Regions from separate parts of the Mus musculus genome. Here region 1 is linked to region 2. The links are chromatin loops, found by intact Hi-C in ENCODE. Cell type or tissue: gastrocnemius. All regions are shown on one strand. Each heading gives the region's core, and the rest is flanking DNA. Links, peaks and the distances in the headings are about the cores only. Region 1 holds the start of Etv3 (ets variant 3). Region 2 holds the start of Arhgef11 (Rho guanine nucleotide exchange factor (GEF) 11).

Evidence for each region. Hi-C counts contacts between places; a loop is a spot of excess contacts. Peaks named below come from ENCODE experiments on the same cell type or tissue, not always from the same donor. Only the 100,000 strongest peaks of a DNase experiment are listed, where the experiment ranks them.
Region 1: a loop joins it to region 2, with 2.9 times the contacts of the local background. A loop is called at or near these places in 7 of 42 quality-filtered maps.

What each region holds. Positions count from the first base shown.
Region 1 is chr3:87,520,750-87,530,033 of GRCm38, reverse strand. It overlaps Etv3 (ets variant 3), which reads right to left and starts at 4,456. Exons shown (of 5, transcript NM_001083318.2): 1 at 4,375-4,456; 2 at 2,718-2,776; 3 at 1,927-2,164; 4 at 695-810. The coding sequence starts at 2,763. In gastrocnemius, for the core only: a CTCF peak has its summit at 4,490; a DNase peak (open chromatin) is centred at 4,473; H3K4me3 peaks cover 2,096 bases; H3K27ac peaks cover 1,790 bases.
Region 2 is chr3:87,613,410-87,622,693 of GRCm38, reverse strand. It overlaps Arhgef11 (Rho guanine nucleotide exchange factor (GEF) 11), which reads right to left and starts at 5,135. Exons shown (of 40, transcript NM_001003912.2): 1 at 3,902-5,135. The coding sequence starts at 3,933. In gastrocnemius, for the core only: no CTCF peak of the experiment used is centred there; a DNase peak (open chromatin) is centred at 5,211; H3K4me3 peaks cover 4,128 bases; H3K27ac peaks cover 3,272 bases.

The DNA.
Region 1 (9,284 bases), core at 808-8,807, 93 kb after region 2:
AACAAAAAAAAACCCCGAAGCAAAAAGAAAACTCTAATCTCACCATCAACTACATCTGACACTTTTCTAAGTGGCCGTGTCTTTATCGAGGGGCAGACCGAGAGGCTGGGAGCTGTGATGCAATGCTGTAACCTGGACTGGGAAAGCCTGCTTGCAGCCCTGAGCCCTGCACTGAGGCACGGAGCTGAGCGCTGCTGCACATCACAGCCTCAGCCTTTCACTGCGAACACGTCAACTTCCCCTTCTCCGATCAAGGATGCTGTGGTTTTGATGGCATTCACGTGATAAGGGAGAGCATGTAGTTTCATAGAAAATCGGAAACGTTTGTAGAAACAGGTTCACAGCTATGAAACAGCCACTGGGCAAGGTGTTAAAACAGAGTCTTGAACTTAAAACACAACATAAACCTATGGGCTCATTCCCCAAATTGAGTTCAGTTGCTCTCCAGGAGACTGAAAATAGTTCATATAAAGGGGGAAGCAAGCGTATCGGAGCCCCGCACAGCTCATCGGAGCCCCGCGCAGCCCACTACCCCCATAGATGAGTAAGGAGGGCTTGAGGTAGTCTAGGGGATCACGTTACTTCACTGCTTCTAAACATCTCCTTACACGGGGAATGTCTCAGATTTGGGCTTTTAAAAATTCTTTTAGAATTCAAACCCACTCTCCATCACAGGTGCTTGCCTGCATCTTACCACTCGAGCGAATGTTGATGAACGGGTAGTTGGGCATCACGAGCTTGTTGAAGTTAAACTTGTAAGTAAACCTTTTCCCTTTTGTTTTATGAAGGATCCTCTTGTTGTAATAGTATCTACAAAGGAAGGACACACGGTTCAGCATTTGCTACACTCAAGTAATTACCAAGACCAATCCTGGCTCTTAAGCACTGCTTACAAAAACCTCCAGCATCCCTTTGTCGCCTGGCCCTGGAGTTAGGCCTTGCAGACCTAAGCGCTAACTCCAGTGTCAGCCTGGCTGTAGTCTTTGGCCAGAGCTTGACGACTCTGCTTTAAGATCCCAAACGCCTTCCTTGGTTCTAACCACTCACCGTCTCATTTCTCTACAGTTTCGATCTACAGTCCACTTCCTTCCTGCTCCACTGTGAATAAAACTAACTGTGCAGTTGCTTTCTGTCTTGCCCTGGTTGGGTCTGACAAGTCTTCAGGGAAACCTCCCGAGGTCAGTCAGGAGCCCAAGCGCAAGGAAGAAGCAAAGCGCCGGAAACCTGTTTTACAGTAGCAAGTGGGATATGGGATGAGCTGGGAACCACCACCACCACCCTGGCCTTCTGCACCTTTAATGTGGCACACATAGGATGTGGGAGGCTCCAGATAACATTTCACTGCCTAGATTTTACACTCTCACTACTGAGAATGGAATCTCTGGCGTCTATTATGTAGCAGATATCATCAACTACCTGCTGGCCCCTTGAGGACAGAAGAGTTATAAAGTTTAAAAGCTGACAGAGAAGACATGCAGGCATGCAGGCTGCGGCCCGGGTACGTGAGCAGCTGGGCTCAGAGCCACTCAGGCAAACCTCCCTGCCATACTCGGTTTTTCCCTTCTCGATTCCTCTATAGAAGAGCCTACAGCAAAGAAATGGTAGGAATTTCCCAACAGGGAAGTCTACACTAATCCTGTGGATTATCAGTGAGTCCGAGTCCATGTTTCGCCATGTATTCTTACCCACTACAAAGCAGAACCAGCTGTCAGGAGCCAGTGCCAGCCACATTGGAACTCCCTCCCACCCCCTTCACCTCCTAGGCCACTCAGACCCGACACCTCTTTTCTCACACTTTCAAGTCACACACCACTCGAGGAGCGCAGTCCTTCATCACCTGATACCCTTTCTGATAACAGTCACAGAACTGCACACTCTCTTTCCAACTTTGTTAATGCCACACATCTGGGGGCTCATTTCTCTCACCTGAGGGCCCGGCTCAGCTTGTCATAGTTCATCTGTGGTTTGCACTTCCTGCGGCCCCAGAGGCGAGCCACTTCATCTGGATCCTTGATGACAAACTCCCCGTACTCTCCCTGCTGCCAGGCGATGACATGGCGGAACTCTTCCTTCTGCAGCAGTTCCAGGATGAAGTGCCACAGCTGGATCTGCCGGGAGCCCGGCGACGACTCGGCTTTGTAGGCCCAATCCGGAAACTGATACCCTTGTGTGGGAAAGAGGGCAAGATCAAAGTAGCTAGGAGTTAGGTACAAACATGCCAGTACCCCCACCTCCACATTCCACGGCTCACAGTCTCTAGAGTACTTGGCAAACACACCCTTCCAGTCAGCTAGGCTCAGCACGAAGAGGAGAGGAAAGGATGGAGAAATTACCCATACTTGTGGCAATCACTGATATCTAACACAAGTTGGGCAGCAGTGCCTATATACCCTAATTCGTGACCTTTCCATGTAGATTACCTATTTGACACGATAGGTCAAAAAGGAACAAAGAAGAAAGATAAACTAATGTTTTAGGGACATATGGCAGAAGGCACCTTATCCCCAGACACGAAAACGTGCAGTAAACGTGTGTAGGGTGCGAAAGCTATATGCTTATTCATAGGAAACAGGCCTACAGCCACTCTACCAAGATCTAGACAGCTGTGAGACCTTCGGTCGTGGTCTAGCATTTGTCAACTAAGCCCAAGTAGGGAGAACAGGAAGCACCAAGGGACATTCCAGATCTATCAGCGACGATGACGAACTTCTGCTCACCTCCACCTCCTTCTGGCTTTTCCACGATGCTACAGCCTGCTTTCATTTTCGCCCTCCTGCTGAGAGAGACAAGTCACACTACTATTTTGAGATGTTATGAATTATCTAATTAAGGCTTTTTTGGGGGGGAGGGTCACAGTTCCCCCCCCCCAACATCCTTCTTGTTGCCTTTACTTCGTTTCAAAGCCTTCTTTAACCTTTCAAACATGTCACCTCTAAACTAGTAATCCTCATGTCCTCAAATGATGGTCCTTGGGTCATCCACCTCAAAAGCCATAATTATCTCTCACCTGACCTTAGCCGCAAAGTGTAAACACTGTCCTTAATATCTGCTTTCTTCCTTGTGACCAACCGACCCTCCGACATAAGAGAGGGAAGGGAACAGTGAAAGAAGTCCAAAACGGCAGCAAAAGCAAGCCACACAGTTTGTTTTCTGTTGGTAGACAAGCCCAGATGCCAAGATACACAAGCCTGAATTCACCCAGACACACCAACTTAAGAAGTGGGAGAAAAAAAAAAATCCAAATCCCCTATTCAAAAAGGAACATCCGATCCTACGTATTTCTTGAATTGTGTGAGAAGGACATCTTCCAGTCAGAAACTGGGCTCACCTTCCAACAGTATTCTGAGATACAGAAAGTAAACATGTCCTGTGTACAGCCACTCCATACAAGAAACATGTCACTTTCCTAAAATTTTGTGAAAAAAAATGTTATGCCATCTACTTAACAGGGAAATAAAAAGGGTAAAGTAGGTACTTCAGATCGCCTGGCCGGTGGAGGAAGGCATCTTGCTAGGATCTGAATTCATTCCATGCAGATTTATAGTTCCTCAATAAATTTCCCGTTCCCAGCAGCAGACAGCTTTGTGTCAGTCCTTCAGCGAATAGGAGGAGAGGGTGAAACTGACCGGGAATGACGGAGGAGGAGAGACCTGACTTACTCTCATTACCCTGCAGGGTGGACAGCCCCCGGCACCAACCAGAGCAGGTCTGGAGCAACTGCAGGTGCTTCAGAGGCCCCAGGGTGGGGTGGGACAAATTCCTAATCTTGGAAATTTCATCTAACCTAGAATTCCTCTAGGTGTTCTGCATTTTCGTTGACGACAAATACACTAAGGAGAACAGTAAGTTTCAGTCCATGACAACCCTCGGGATCCAGGAGCTGACAAATGGCTCAAGGAAAGAGGCAACAGACAGACAGTGGCACACACAGGATATACACAAGTAACAAGGCACCAGGGCTGGGCAGAGCTTCCTCTCCCATTTCCGTGATGATGGGGTTGAAGAGACACCGATTTCTCCAAGGCTCTGGGACACTGTCCGGGACTAACTCCTACCCTGCGCTGTCGGATCGCAGGGCCCTTTCCCTGCTCCAGAACACCCTTCAGCCTGGTGTCCGTGGGCTCGCGCTGGCCGACGCCCGAGCCGGGCACCCTCTCCTCGATCCTCCGGCCCCCGATGTGCCCATCCAGCCCCTCGGAGCCCGCAGGCGCGTCTGCAGGTGTTCGCGACTCCCCCAGGGCGCTCGGTCACCCTCCCGGCCTGCGGCGGGGCTCGCCGCTCCCGCTGGTCCGCAGCGGCTTCCACGGCCGCCCTCATCCGCGTCCCTTCCGTCCTGCCCGCGCGGGCCGCGACCGCCGACGCCACCAGTCTCACCTCTCCGGCGCCGTCCGTCTCCACTCGGGCTCCTCCGCGGCAGCTCGGGCTCCTCCTCATCCACCCAGAAGGAAGTGACTCCGCGGCGGCTTTCGTCACTTCCACTCTGGGCCAGGGTGGGAGGGGGCGGTGTCGTGAGCGGCACGGCTTCCGCCCAGAAGGTACCGGTGCCCCTCCGTGGCTCGGAGGCCGCGGGGCTGGAACCCTCTGCAGAAGGAAGGCTCTTCCGCGCTGACAGGAGCACAGGAGCTTCAGAGGCACGTGCGAAGTTGGCCTTGCCTTGCACTGTTCCATTTTTAGTCCTGATCTGCCTCGTCCAAGTGTTACAGCGTGCACGACTTTGCCATTCAAACACCGCTCCCCCCTCCCTTTCCCTTTGCCTTTTGTTCCCGATTAAGCAATTACAATTTTGTCCCAGACAAATTTTGTTCAAGAGTTAGTGATAAGGGATGTGAAATCAGCTTCCGTAATTCCAAATGGTTCCCAGCCCTAGTTTCCCTCCAGAGGCAGTGTTGGGACCAGTAAAGGTTAAGTGGATGAGAGTGAAAAGTGGTGAAAAGTGGGGGAAGGCGAAGATGAGAGGCAGAATTGAAGTCTTCATCGAGTGCACGAGTGCGTAGCAACAACTTTATGCAATCACAACCTTTCCCTCCTGGGAACGACACAGAACATGGAAGTCTTACCATGATTTGTATCAAAGGTTGGCTTCTAGCTTTGGATATGCCTATTAGCACCTCCCTTCCCAGACTGGCCAATGAATTTGTAATTATCTCATGCTGTACTTGTGTGTGTAGGATTATAGGTATATACTACCACAACTGGCCTTCTGGCTTCTACTACTGTTTTGTTTGTTTTGCCAGAGGTCTTGACAATGTATCTCTGACTGCCCTAGAAAGCACTATGTAGAGACCCAGGTTGGCCTCGAACTCACAGAGATCTGCCTGCCTCTGCCTCACACTTGTTGGGATTAAAGATATGTGTCACAATGCAAGACTAATAATTGATAGTTCTTGAGGTCTTGAGATAAGTTCAGTACTCAGTATGGCCTAAGGTTACCTTACCTGCTTAAAAAGGAAGGACTAGTGTTGGTGAGGTCTAGTTTTCCCGCCCCTTCTAGTTTGAAAGTCAGTAAAATGAACAAAATTTAAATACCATTGAGAGGATTAGAAATATGAGCACTCTGAGCATAGAAATTGCTTTATAATGGTTTCCATCTTCTGTCCAGTCTAGAACACCATTTTCTATGTTTGGGTCTACAGAACAAATGCTAGGGTTTAGCCGAATCAGCAGTTCTCGACCTGTGGGTTGACCCCCTTTAGTAAGCCCCTATGTCTAAACCTATTTACATTGCAATTCATAACAGTAGCAAAATTACAGTTATGAAGTAGGAACGGAAATAATTTTATGGTTGGGGTCACCACAACATGAGGAACTGTATTAAAGGGTCACAGCATTAGGAAGGCTGAGAACCACCGAGCGAAATGAACATAACATTTTAGTCCTCTTGCCTTCAACTACTGATGGGCTTTGTTACCTCGGTTAAGTAGTCACTGTCACTTCCTCTTCTGTTTGAATGTAGTATTTTTGGAGTATTCCCGTGGACACCTTTAGATGTTTAGTAGTATCTTATTGCGTAGGAGATTACAATAAGTACTTCCTTGATATTTAATGTGTGAACACCATGTTCTACGACTTAGGACGGAGGATGGCACAGTGTAAATATAGCATATGGTTAGGTGGTGAGAAAATGATCTTGAGACTGATAAGAATCCTCAAAGTCTCACACCATTCATGCAAACCTTAGTCATTGTCAACTCCGAAACCAAGGCGATCAGAATGAGCGGTTTCTTCAGAAACTGAGGTTGCCAACCTTCAGCTCATGGGTTAGGTGGGCACGGCTAGCACCAGCAATAATCGAGGACTGGTAGCCAGAGTATGGGGATACTTTCTGTAGATAGTTCCTCTAGATTTTTCTATGGCTATTTCTCTAACTAGGGTCACAGAGGATGAATAAACGCACTTTACACAGATGAACTGGCCTCAGTATTTGGCTTGAGCCTGAACTGATATCTTGAGAAATGTTTATGTCACAGCAGATTTCAACAGAGTTCATATTCTGAGAACTTAGTTAATCGCCTGAAACTTAACAGGGGAATTTAGCTTTGATAAAGCAAACTGGACAATACAAAGGTTTGGGTTGCTCACTGGAAACCTTAACAGTGTGACAGAACCTGGGAGGGATCTGGAGGGGGCAGATTGGGACGGATAGGGACTTCCTACCTAGTTTACCAAAGTCCCTATCTACTGTGTACACCACTCCATGGCTGCCATCATCATCTGTTGCAAACAGGCTTTTACAAGTTGAAGATTCTTTATGCTCTTGAAATGGGGAGAGCATGTACCTTCTACAAGTACGGGCGTGGAAACACTTAGATATAGCCTACTAGTCAAGCTATCTTGTAATCACTCTTGAATTTCCAGTTGCTCAAAGTAACTTTGACGCTGCCTTCCTCCCCCTCCCCACCCATATTTGTAATTGTCCCACATCTAGGATCAGGTTCCGTTCTAAGCCATGCATTCTCAAAATTCCATTCTTACTAAAATACAGCTATTCTCTGATTCCTAAATCTAAAGAAGAGCAGGGCATAGTGACATATGACTGATTCCAGTCACTTGGGAGGTAGAGGAAGATCAGAAGTTCAAGACCAGCATCCATACAGAGAGTTTGGGGATGGTCTGAGTGACATGAGACCTTGTCTCAAAAAACAAAACAAAACAAAACAAAACAAATCAGAGAGGAAATTCTATTTTCCTTCCAACAACCCCTCCTGGATTGGAATCCTCTCCCTACCTCCAGCTTGCATTACTTAACTGCTCCCATTTTTATTTATGCACTCAAAGGTTTCCACACCCTGAACCTACCTGAACATGTGTATAATAAAAGTCTCTCCTGTCTACTCTTGCAGAGGCTGCTGTTTCTATTCCGAGGACTTGTGTCATGGACATACTTCTTCTTCCTAGAGTGTTTGCCTTAGCTTGCAGGCCACCACATAGGCTCTGTCCCTTCGCTAGAAGCACCCAAAGATGCCTCTTCCTCTGCTGTCAGGTGGAGGCTCTGGTGAGTGTTCCTGCACCCACTTCTTAGTCACCTCTAGAAGGCAGGACACCTCACCCCCCCCAAAGTGTATCCTTCCTGAACTTGGACTTCCAAGACCCAGGCTTCAGTCCCTGTTCTGTGTTTGCTATCTGTTCTCTGACTGGACACTATTAGCATCCCCTGAGTGTCCACCTCCTCCTAGCTAAGACGGGACACTACTGATGTTCTTGGTGAGGACAGAGTATAATAGCCTTTCTAAACTCTGGATCATAATTACTTTTACCACCATCTCTGATTCCACACTATTCTTGGTATCAAGAGCTCAAACTTGACAGCAGTTACCACATAATTTTACAAACTTTGAGTAGATTCAGTGTTTTAAACTTGGTTCATAATCTAATGAGAAAAAAGTATTTTTGTCCCCAGAATTCAGGCTTTTGGGTTTCTTACTTTCTGATGCCTAGCCTTGGGTGATGCATGCCAGTCATTCTCTGTTTCAGTTTCTCAGTCAAGTGATCATGCTAAGATGTTCTGGGGGTGGGGGATGGGACATTCTCAGTTGGCAGAGTGCTTGTCTGTTAAACACAAGACTCCACGTTAGACTCCTAGCAGTACACAGAGGAGTGTGCCAGCTAACACTAATCCCAGCACTTGGGAAGTAGGAGACCAAGAGTTGAAGATCTTCTTCCTCTACATGCTGAATTTAAAACCAACCTGGAGTACATGATGCTCTGAGCAAATAAATAAATTCCAGGAAGAAGAAGAAAAAAAGATACTAAAATATGATTGATAGAGATGAACTCAAAGACACGAAGGCTGATATAAAATTGGTGTTATTTACACCTCTAATACCGCAGTGTGCTCCTCAGTAAAGTGAAGATAAATTATAGAATAAAGTTGGACTAGATGTTATTTGCATTTTGGCATGTTGGACTAGACTAGCTTGTAAGCTCAGTTTGGTTTGTTTTTCCCATCAACCTAAGGTCATTGTAAGGATAGAGGAATTAATGTCGGTAACATGATTGGGGATCCCCAGTTAAAAGGTTAAGTGGGTCCAAAGCAGAAGTAGCTTTGCTCCAGGTTACAGCCAAGCCAGGAGGAGCAGAGAGCTTGGCTACTTATTTGCAATGACTTGGGGACTCAAGGACTCTCCGGGATTCTACATCCCTCACAGTCCACAAATACCCCGGCCTCTCATTTCCCCTTTTTAAGTCTTAGTTCCCCTTCAGATCAGCACAGTGGAGAGGGTAGTGAGAGAGAGATCATGAGGAGCAGGATGGGAGAACAGGATCTACATGAGGAAATGACTGCTCGGGCTATTTTGGCTTTGTTTTATTCCTGGCAGCTCAGGAGAAAGATTCCCCTGCTGAAACCTTTGGTTGTCAGTCTATGTGTTGCTTCTTCCAGGAAGCCCATGGAAGCAGTGGGAGCAGCCGGCTAGCTTGTGGTGGGAACCCATCTAGATTGTGCTTTCCAAGACCTGGCATTTGTTTTCCAAACCTTGACCTGCTCGCTACACAAACATTTTAAAATTGAATATTTATCCACTGTTCACATCTGGCTCTCATTCTCTTCTTTTTCATTACTATCAGTGCCACTTGCCATCTGGAGAGGACAGGAATTTTGTTTATCTCTTTCTCTTGTATAATCGCCTATAAAACGACAAGCGCTGCGACAGAGACATGGGGTCATAGTCTAGTACACACCAGCTACACTCATTTTGAGCCTGCCACAAGTGATGTCTCTCAGGAAGTTAATTAAAGTCTGTTGCCTCCTTACTTTAGAAGAGCTTTGCTGTAAGAATTGTCTGTTT
Region 2 (9,284 bases), core at 597-8,596:
AGGCTGGCCTAGACTCCCTATGAAGCCAAGGCCCTTAGATTTCCAATCCTCTGCCTCTACTTCTGGAGTGCTGACATTATAGGAATGACTGGTGACTGAACCTAGTTCTTCCCACAGCCCAGCAACAACTACTAACTAACTACCAACTAAGCTATACACCCAACCCAGTATTATCTTCTGTTCTTCTCACCTTGTATATTTCTGCAACAACAACAATCCTGTTCATTCTTAATTTCTCAAAATAATAGAATTTTATGATACTTCTTAACTTTTAAAATCATTATTATTGTTGTTGTTTTGAGACAGGTCTCAATACGTAGCCCTGGCTGGCCCCAGGCTTGATTTGTAGACCATCCTAGCTTTGAACTTCTAGAGATCCATCTGCCTCTCCTTCCCAAGCGCTGAGATTAAAGGTGTGCTCCACCATACCAGCTTTAGGTTGTTTTAGATTATTTAAGTCATGAAGTAGTACACAAAGCTAAGACAAAGCCATGAATTTACCACATAGAATTTAGATAGTTTCATAATTTAAAAAGCAATTTGGAATGTCTTCTCTCATCTGGTTTGCGCCTTTCAACAGCCCTGGAAGGAGATATAGTAAGCAAATTTCAAATAGCAAACCCAGAATCGTGTGAACTGGAGCTAACACTTGTGTGGAATTGCTGTCCTACACAGGAGGAAATAAATGGAGAAGACCAAGAATTCTTGGCATAACTGTGTTTTTTTCTAGTTTGGTCTTCACATGAACTACCTTTGTGCAGAGAAAAGCTGTTCTATAGATACAAACTCCTACCCTGCCCAGCCCCAAGAACATTTACCCCGAGGTATTGGGCATAATCTCTATTTACAATACCAAACACATTTTCAGAAAATATTGAAATTAAGATGAAGGGCAAAAAAGATATTATTTTTTACCCCTTCGAGGACAGGGGTAGCCACATCTCATCTCATCTCTTACAACCGATGATCACAAAGAGAGAAATCATCCAAAAAAAAACGCTCCATGACTCCCGTATGACTCAACATGACTTCCATGACTCAACAGGAGAAAACTGATGTAAAAGGCTGCCAAACAGGTAGCCCAGGCTTTATTTAAGGCACACTCAGTCTCTAGCTATATGATCCTCCAGCCTGTCCTCTTATCTCCTAGAAAATACGTAACGCCAAGGAAGTTTTTGCTGAAGTTTACCCTAGATTAACCACATAACCAAGTCATTAAAACAACTTTCGGTGGATGAATTCACACTTTTTGGTAAGTTCACTTAACCTCAACACAAGTCTGGAGTGTTTACGGATCACTGACTGCATACCAAGCACTGAACTTAGCAGATAGGACAAAAGCAAGCCAAACAACACAGCCCCTGCATTCAGAGCGGACTAGTACTTCTGTGGCCTTTGGGGTGTTGTATTGTTGAGCCAGGGTGAAACTCAGGCTGGCCTCAAACTCTCTAAGTAGCACAGGCTTCAGCCTTGTAATCCTTCCTGCTTCAGCTTCCCAAGTGCTGGAGTCATAAGCATGTGCCACGCACGGTGTCTACTTTCCAATTAGATCGCCTGCTCTCAGGAAGAAACGAATAATTTTCTAAAACCCTGACACCATCTCACACAATATATTGGCAAGCTAAAAGAGAATAGAATTCCTGACACCATAATTCGAAACACTTCCTTCTAATCTGTTACTCCAGTGTGGCATCAGACTAAATTATCATGCAGGAGGCGGAAGCAAGATTGAAAGTCCCAGATACACAGCAAGTTGGGAAGCCAGCTGGGGTGACAAAAAAAAAAAAAAAAAAAAAAAGATTGTGAATTATTTACATTCACAAGGTACAGAGCCTGCGACATCAAGTTCAACAGTGTACTTTGACTCTATTACTGCAAGATCAGGGAGGCCAGCAAGACAAAGCCAGAAGGGGACTTCAGTTTCAGGACTGACTGTGGCAGAGAGTCAGGCACGGTAAAAGCAAGCAAGGCCTTCCCATGGAATAACACACTGCTTTAACTCCAGAGATTATAGGTACAAAGTACAGGGGGACACTTGACAACTGCCAGAGAGAGCAAAATGGTGCCTTACCCATTCTAAATGGTGAGTCTATAAACCTCTGCAGACAGGATGGGCAACAGGAAGAACAGGGATTCAGAACTGGAACTTAAGATTTTACACTAGATCCTGACACTCCTCAGATAACGCTAAATGGCACTGAACAAACCGGGAATCCACTCAGTCGCCTCATCTGCAAAATGTGAGCAGTGACTTCCGGCTTGTCTACCTCACAGATACATCATAAGGTTCAAGGAAGCAGCGTGCTAAGGAGAGCACTTGGGAGCCTGAGGTCTGTATCTGTGAAGTCATGCAAGCTTCTAGAGGAACATCTCACATTAACCCAGAAGCCCTCACTGCCTCCTTCTCACACCCCTCAATTCCTGGTTCCCATCTGCTCACACCCCTGAACTAACAGAAATTATTCATCACCTCAAATCTTAATTTGAGTATACTAATCCCCCAGGTCTAAGAAGAGGGAGAGAAGGGCAGACATGCAAACCCTTCACCTTCTTACTCTGACAGCTTCAGTTATCCTTTCCCAGGGCCAAATTTCAGAAGACCACAATGGAAAAGGGAAGGGAGATGCCAGCTAGCCACATTGCCTCCGTGGTTGCCCGCTCTTCCCGACTGCAAGGCAGTTCCTTCCCCGCCCCCAACCCCCACTACTAAACAGATCTAACTGGGACCCTGAGACAACACAGAGGTGGTATTTGGGAGACATTATGTTTTAGGCCGCACTCCACAGTCAAAAGGAAATTACTATTAGCATGTATAGCCAAAGGTTAACTGACCCAGAGAGAGCAACTGCTGACTTACAGATAGATAGATAGATAGATAGATAGATAGATAGATAGATAGATAGATAGATAGATAGATAGATAGGTAGACTTCCAGATATTCCTTCCTACCTCACAAATACTAGTTTCCATTGGACTGTTAGTTTCCAACCACCTACCTATCTATCCAGTTAGGACGTATAGAATATCCACAAAACACACCTCCATAGAGGACTTTTAAGGAGGAAGGGTTGAAGAGGGAAAGGGGAAGGGATGGCCAGGCAGACACCTACCAAAGTTGTACTGCAAAGCCAGACCCAGCTCATGGGGGAAGGGGCATCATGTGCTTCCAGCTGATTTCAAGGGCCTAGGAGCCAAAACAACTCCTTCCGGCTTCAAGCAAAGGGAAGGCCTGTTTTGCAGAGTCAAGCTTATTGAGAACAGCTTGGAAGATTAAACCTGGAGCATCAATCAGCCTGTTGGTAGGTCTCAATTTAAACTCTCAACTGGAAGAAGAAATCCTAATGTGGCCTAAACATTTCCGAGCTCTATCAACCACTGGTGACACTGGTGACACTGTCCCAACATTTCAGGCAACAGCATCTTCCTCATTTTAAATGGGAACCACCCTACCTACCACTGTGCCCCACCATTCCATAACTATCAGCCTCATGGAGGCTCCCAGCCCTGTCAGCCGTCCCCCGACCCTCCCCAGATAGCTAAAGCTAGTCCCCACTCAGCCCTGTGGGTTCACATGAGCAGGTTTGGTCCAACCTGATCCCTAGGCTAGCAAGCTGGGGGACTCAGAGTGAGCCTTATACCTGGTGTAAGGTAAAAGCCACAGCAAGCATCACCCCCTCCTCTCAGCCTCACTGCTTACTGGTTAGAAAGGACACACAACTATGGGGTACATTTTGAACATGAACACACACCGAGGGTACAGAAACATATATACTGACACACTGACAGTCCTCATAGACCACAGCCTATCTATCCCACAGCCCAGCCAGGCAAACACAACACTTCCCCCCCAGTCATTTTAATAAGTGTTGGAAAAAAAAAATCCTCAATTATTTAAACATACCTGTCTATACTATGGGGCAACCGTATGCTCATGGTTTCTCCGTGTCTCCACAGTTCTGGAATCCTGTAGTTTCTTTGGGCGTCTTGATCAGGCCTGAGTCCCTTGCAATTTTGAAGGAAGGTGAGAGGAAGGCCTCCCAAGTTGAAGACTGAATCCTTGTTTCTTCCAGCTGTCAGGACCCTGGTAACTGCAGTGCTATTCTGCTTCTATCGGTTAACATGGTCTCCTCCTTCCTTCACCCTTAACCTTCCCCTCCCTCGTCTTAAAAAAGAAAATGAAAAGAAAAAAAGAGAGGAAAAACTATGACCTTCTTAGAAACCAAACTGTTAACCACAAATCTCTTCAAGGTTAGCCCTACGGGCTAAAAACTGAACCACAGAAAGAATCTGACTTCAAAATATCAGTCTTAGTTGCAGACAGATAAAAGCCATCCTTTCAATCCAGTTTCCCCAGCTGTCCTTCTGTTGACAGGGAAGCCTTAAGCTCCAAAGGTTGAAAAAAAAAATCTCTGGTTTCCAAATGCTTAAAATGCCAACAGCAGAATTATTCCAGGGAAGGAAAAACAAAAACAAAACAAAACAAAACAAAAAGGCTGAACAAATCCGAAATGGCACTTGGGAGAAAAATCTTCCAGACGATTTGCACAGTTAAAATAAATAAAACCACACAGCAGTATGTACACAACACGGTCCAGTGCAGCCCTGGGAAGCAAAATTTGCGGATTTCTTTTAAAAATCAAAACAAAACAACCATCTTCTTCTACAGTAAAGGTTTTTGAATTCTGAAATGAACCAATTGTGCAGACACACACACAACAATCACAAAACACCTGAAGCGCAATGCTTTCTACCTTCAAAACGGTAGCATTGGCCAAACCCCCAGGAAATCTTAAACCTTCTTTTCCCTTTCGACTTGCAGGTTCCTCCACCTAACCCAGCCTCAGATCGGCCTTTTTCTCAGACAATTTCCTCAGTCAGCTCTGTGTGCTCCAGCACGTCCAGGCTCCGAAAGTCTCTCTCGCCGCAGCGCTCTGGAGCGGTAGTCCCGCTTCCCCCTCGCCCGCCGATCGTGTCCGGCGACCCGCTCCTAGTATTGTTGCGGCTCGGTTAGGGCCAGGGCGCCCTCCACAGCGGCGCGGAGAGCCCGGGCCGCGGCCTCGGCCTCCGTGCCCACCCGCCCGCCAGCCACAGCCTCCCCGCTCGGCCGCTCCCGGCGTCCGCGTCGCGGCCGCTGCGCTTCCGGCCCCGCCCCCGCGCGCGCTCGCTCGCTAAGGCCAAGCCCGCTGCCGCCGGCCGGCTCCGCCCCACCCCCGCTCCGCCCCGCCCCGCCACCGCCCCGCCTCGCCCCGCCTCGCCACAGCCCCGCCACGGCGGACTCCGCTCGCCCGGGCCGGCCGCTGGCTCCTCCTTGGCGCCGCCCGCCCTTTCACAGCCCCGCGCGCCCCCGGTCCGCGCGCTGCGGCCTAGCTGCTCCCGGTGCTGCTGTCCCAGAGACTCGACCTTTGTTTCCGCAGTGTCCGCTGGCCGCGCCTCTGTCTGCGCTCTCGCTGCGGTCCCGTCCTCCTCTGCCCGTTTTCACTCATTTGTCGCGCTCCTTTCCAAGTTACCAGGAACCCTCTTAGCTGTGCCCTCGCCCCTCTGAGCACCCACCGTCTCTCCCCTCGCGGCTGTACTCGATTTAGCTTGGGTATCTTGTATGGCTCTGCCTTTTAATTTCAATGCAAAAGCCTTTGCAGGGCAATGTTATTTCGATGACACACACCCCCTTCGTGAAATCACGGTTTCTAAATCTCTTCAAGTAACTGTCGGAAGTCAGAAGTAAAGATTGAAGTAAAAAGGAGACTTTTCCAGTACAGGTTGATGAATACACTTTGTTATTTTGTGTGTGTGTGTGTGTAATATGTGACTTCCTGGTGAGACCAGACATCTGTTAACATTAGATAGTGCACCAACAGTTTTACTGAAGCCTGTTCTCAACAGCCAGTGGATTTATTGGGGTTACTTCTAGGAGTACAAACCCCTAAAGGCAGAGGCACCAGCAAAAACCCATCTCCGCATGGATGAGGACGGTGGACTACTGACCTCTACCACTAGAGCTATTGGAGTTGATATTGTTTCTATAACCGTGGGGAGCAGCACTGTGACTCTTGAAACAACTTCTTGAAATTTCTGAGTGCTTGCCATCTGAACCTTAACAATTGCTGCGCTCTTCCACAGGTGTGCTTGTGGAGCCCAGAGGACAAGTGTGGGTGGCATTCTTCCTCAAATGCCAAACAACCTCACCCCTTCTCTGGAGCCTGGTCTCTCTCCACAGCCCCAGCTTGCTGAGTAGGCCAAGAATGGCTGGTGAGTAAGTGCCACCCTCTTACCCTTCTCAGCATTGTGAGAGCAAGTTCACAGCCACCCAAACTCAGCCTCTTTATGTGTGTTCTAGGGGGTTGCTGGGTAGCAGTTTCCACTCAGAACCTTCTCTCTTGGAGAGAAATCCTATAAGACATAGGATATGAAAAGGGAAGCGAAACATATTTTTTAGGCAAAATGTTCGAAGGAGAGGTAAAACATGCTATCCCGTGGAGAAGCTCCTTCAGACAGGAAGTACAAACTCAAAACAGCTTCAGAAGGTTCCTGAAACTGACTAGATTCACTAGACCCCTCCCTCCCCAAGCATATGTAATCAATAAGAACGATTTAGAATCATCCTCAGACAATCCAACTTTAAGACCAGCTAAGCAGCCTGGAAGAGGCTCAGAACAACTGAGCTACCTACCTAGAGAGAACACTACAGTATGGTGAGCTGCTGTAGAGTGTGCAGTGTGCTCCAGGTTTCCAGCTTTGGTGGGATGCTCTTTGGGGATGCTACTGTCTTTAAGTCATTTCTGTTCCTATAAGAAAGACCCTACCCACGTTTCTGTAAGCAGCCCTAATAAGACTCATTGGTTCCCCAAATTGGACTGTGGTGGTCTCTATACTGTGTTCTGCTCTTAGTCCCTTTCTGGAGTGGGTAGATACTTGGTTACATCTTCTCAGGAAATGTCTGTCACACAGTAGGGTTGAACTTGTACTTGCCATGCATGTTTTTACTAAGCCTTATCTCCAGATGCTTGTATCTTTGTTTTGAGATAGTGTTTTCACTAAGTATCTCAGGCTGCCCACAATCTCTGAGCAGTCACATATGGGATTTATTAGACTGGTTTACTGGTTGTGGTCCAACAGTAGCTGTCTTACCAATGGAGGGCCAAAATAAGAATCCAGTAGCCATTCAGTCCACAAGGCGGGATGTCTCAGATGGTCTTCACTATATACCAGAATCCTGAAGAAGTAAGCTCTAATGCCAGTGGAGAAATGGATTTACCAGCAAGAGTAAGATCAAGCAGGCAGAGAGAGAAAGCTTCCTTCTTCCATGTCCTTTATATAGGCTGCTACTAGAAGATATGACCCAGATTAAAGGTGGATCTTTCAACTTCAAAAGATCCAGATTAAAAGTGGGTCTTCCTACTTCAAATGACTTTATTAAGAAAAAATATATATATATCTCAGGCCAGGCGTGGTAGGATGCTTCTTTAATCTTAGTGCTCAGGAGGCAGAGGCAGGTGGATCTCTGTGAAACAGGTACCAGGACAATCAGAGCTACACAGAGAAACCCTGTCTCAAAAACACAAAACAACAAAAACAAAGAAAGAAAAGGAGGAGGAAGAAGAAGAGGAGGAGGAAGAGAAGAAGAAGGAGAAAAAGGAGAAGGAGGAGGAGAAGAAAGAAGAAAGAAGAAAGAAGAAGGAGGAGGAGGAGGAGGAAAGGAAGGAAGGAAGGAAAGAAGGAAGGAAGGAAGGAAGGAAGAAAGAAAGAGAGAAAGAAAGAAAGAAAGAAAGAAAGAAAGAAAGAAAGAAAGAAAGAAAGAAAGAAAAAGGAAGAGGAGGAAGGTCCTTCATAGATGTACCAGGCCACCTGGGTTTTAGTTAATTCCAGGTGTAGTCAAGTCGACAACCAAGAATAGCCATCACAAGTTCACTCCTTGTCAACTTGACACACAATCTTATCTCCTTAAGTCAGGCTTAATTTCTAAATGAAAACAATAACTAGGTCATAATTACATCTAACATGATAAAAACTATCCTACATACAATTAATTACAAATGCATTATATATTTAAACCATAATTATACCTAACATGATATAACTATACTCCATACACAAACGCATTGCAAATTTTAGAATAGATGGCATTATCTCTTTTAGTATCTCAAACTTAAATATTATAAACACTGATACTCTCTTCATTGATGTTACATCATATGATAAAGAAATCGAGGAACAAAAACCACAAATGTATGTACAAACACATGCTTAGCCAGGCGTGGTGGTGCACGCCTTTAATCCCGGCACTTGGGAGGCAGAGGCAGGTGGATTTCTGAGTTCGAGGCCAGTCTAGTCTACAGAGTGAGTTCCAGGACAGCCAGGGTTATAAAGAGAAAGCTATTTGTTATATCAATATCTGCATACAACATACTAGACCATGGTCCAGGAGATGCGTTAATCTTCTCAATTAAGGACACTACATTGGAACAGCATAGGAGCCACTACTTGAGTTTTTGATAGTCAGCTGTCATTCTCCATGATCCATCTGTCTTCTGCACTAATCAGATAGGAGAGTTAGTGGGAGATGTGATGGAAGCCACAACCCCTGCATCTTTCAAGTCCTTGATGGTTGCACCATTTTCTGCAGTTTCTCAAGGAATGCAATACTGCTTTGGATTCACTATTTTCCCTGGTACAGACAATTCTAAAGGCTTCCATTTAGCTTTTTCAACCATAGATAGCCTTTCCAAAACTCACTCTACAAGTCAGAATGTGAGAATTCTGCCAATTTCTAAGTATGTCCAAATATGTATTCTAGGATTGAGGAAATAACCATGGGATGAGTTCAGGGACCCAGGGAACCTACTTTGAGTCAGATTTCAACCAAAACTCCATAAATCACCTGGCCTCTATAAGCCCTAACTTTAACTGATGGACCACATTGTTTCTTGGGATGTCCTGGAATCAGAATCAATTCAGAACCAGTATCCAATAGACCCTGGAAAGTCTGATTGTTTCTTTTCCCCCCAGTTTACAGCTATCCTTGTAAAAGGCTGTATTTTTCTATGGAAGGAGAAAGCCTAACAGTACAACTTTTAGGTACTTTATCAAGGTCCTTCCTAAGGAGAACCTGGCTGGCCCTTCATTCAAATCTGCAAACTGACTCAAGTCTGGAAACTGATCCACAGGTTGATTTCTTTCTGCCACAATCCAATGTAGTCTTTCTTTCATTTGCTTTTGGTTTTGTATGCTGTTTTTTTTTTCCTGCTTGTATAGTTCAAACAAAAATGCAGTATGCTCTTTATCTGTTT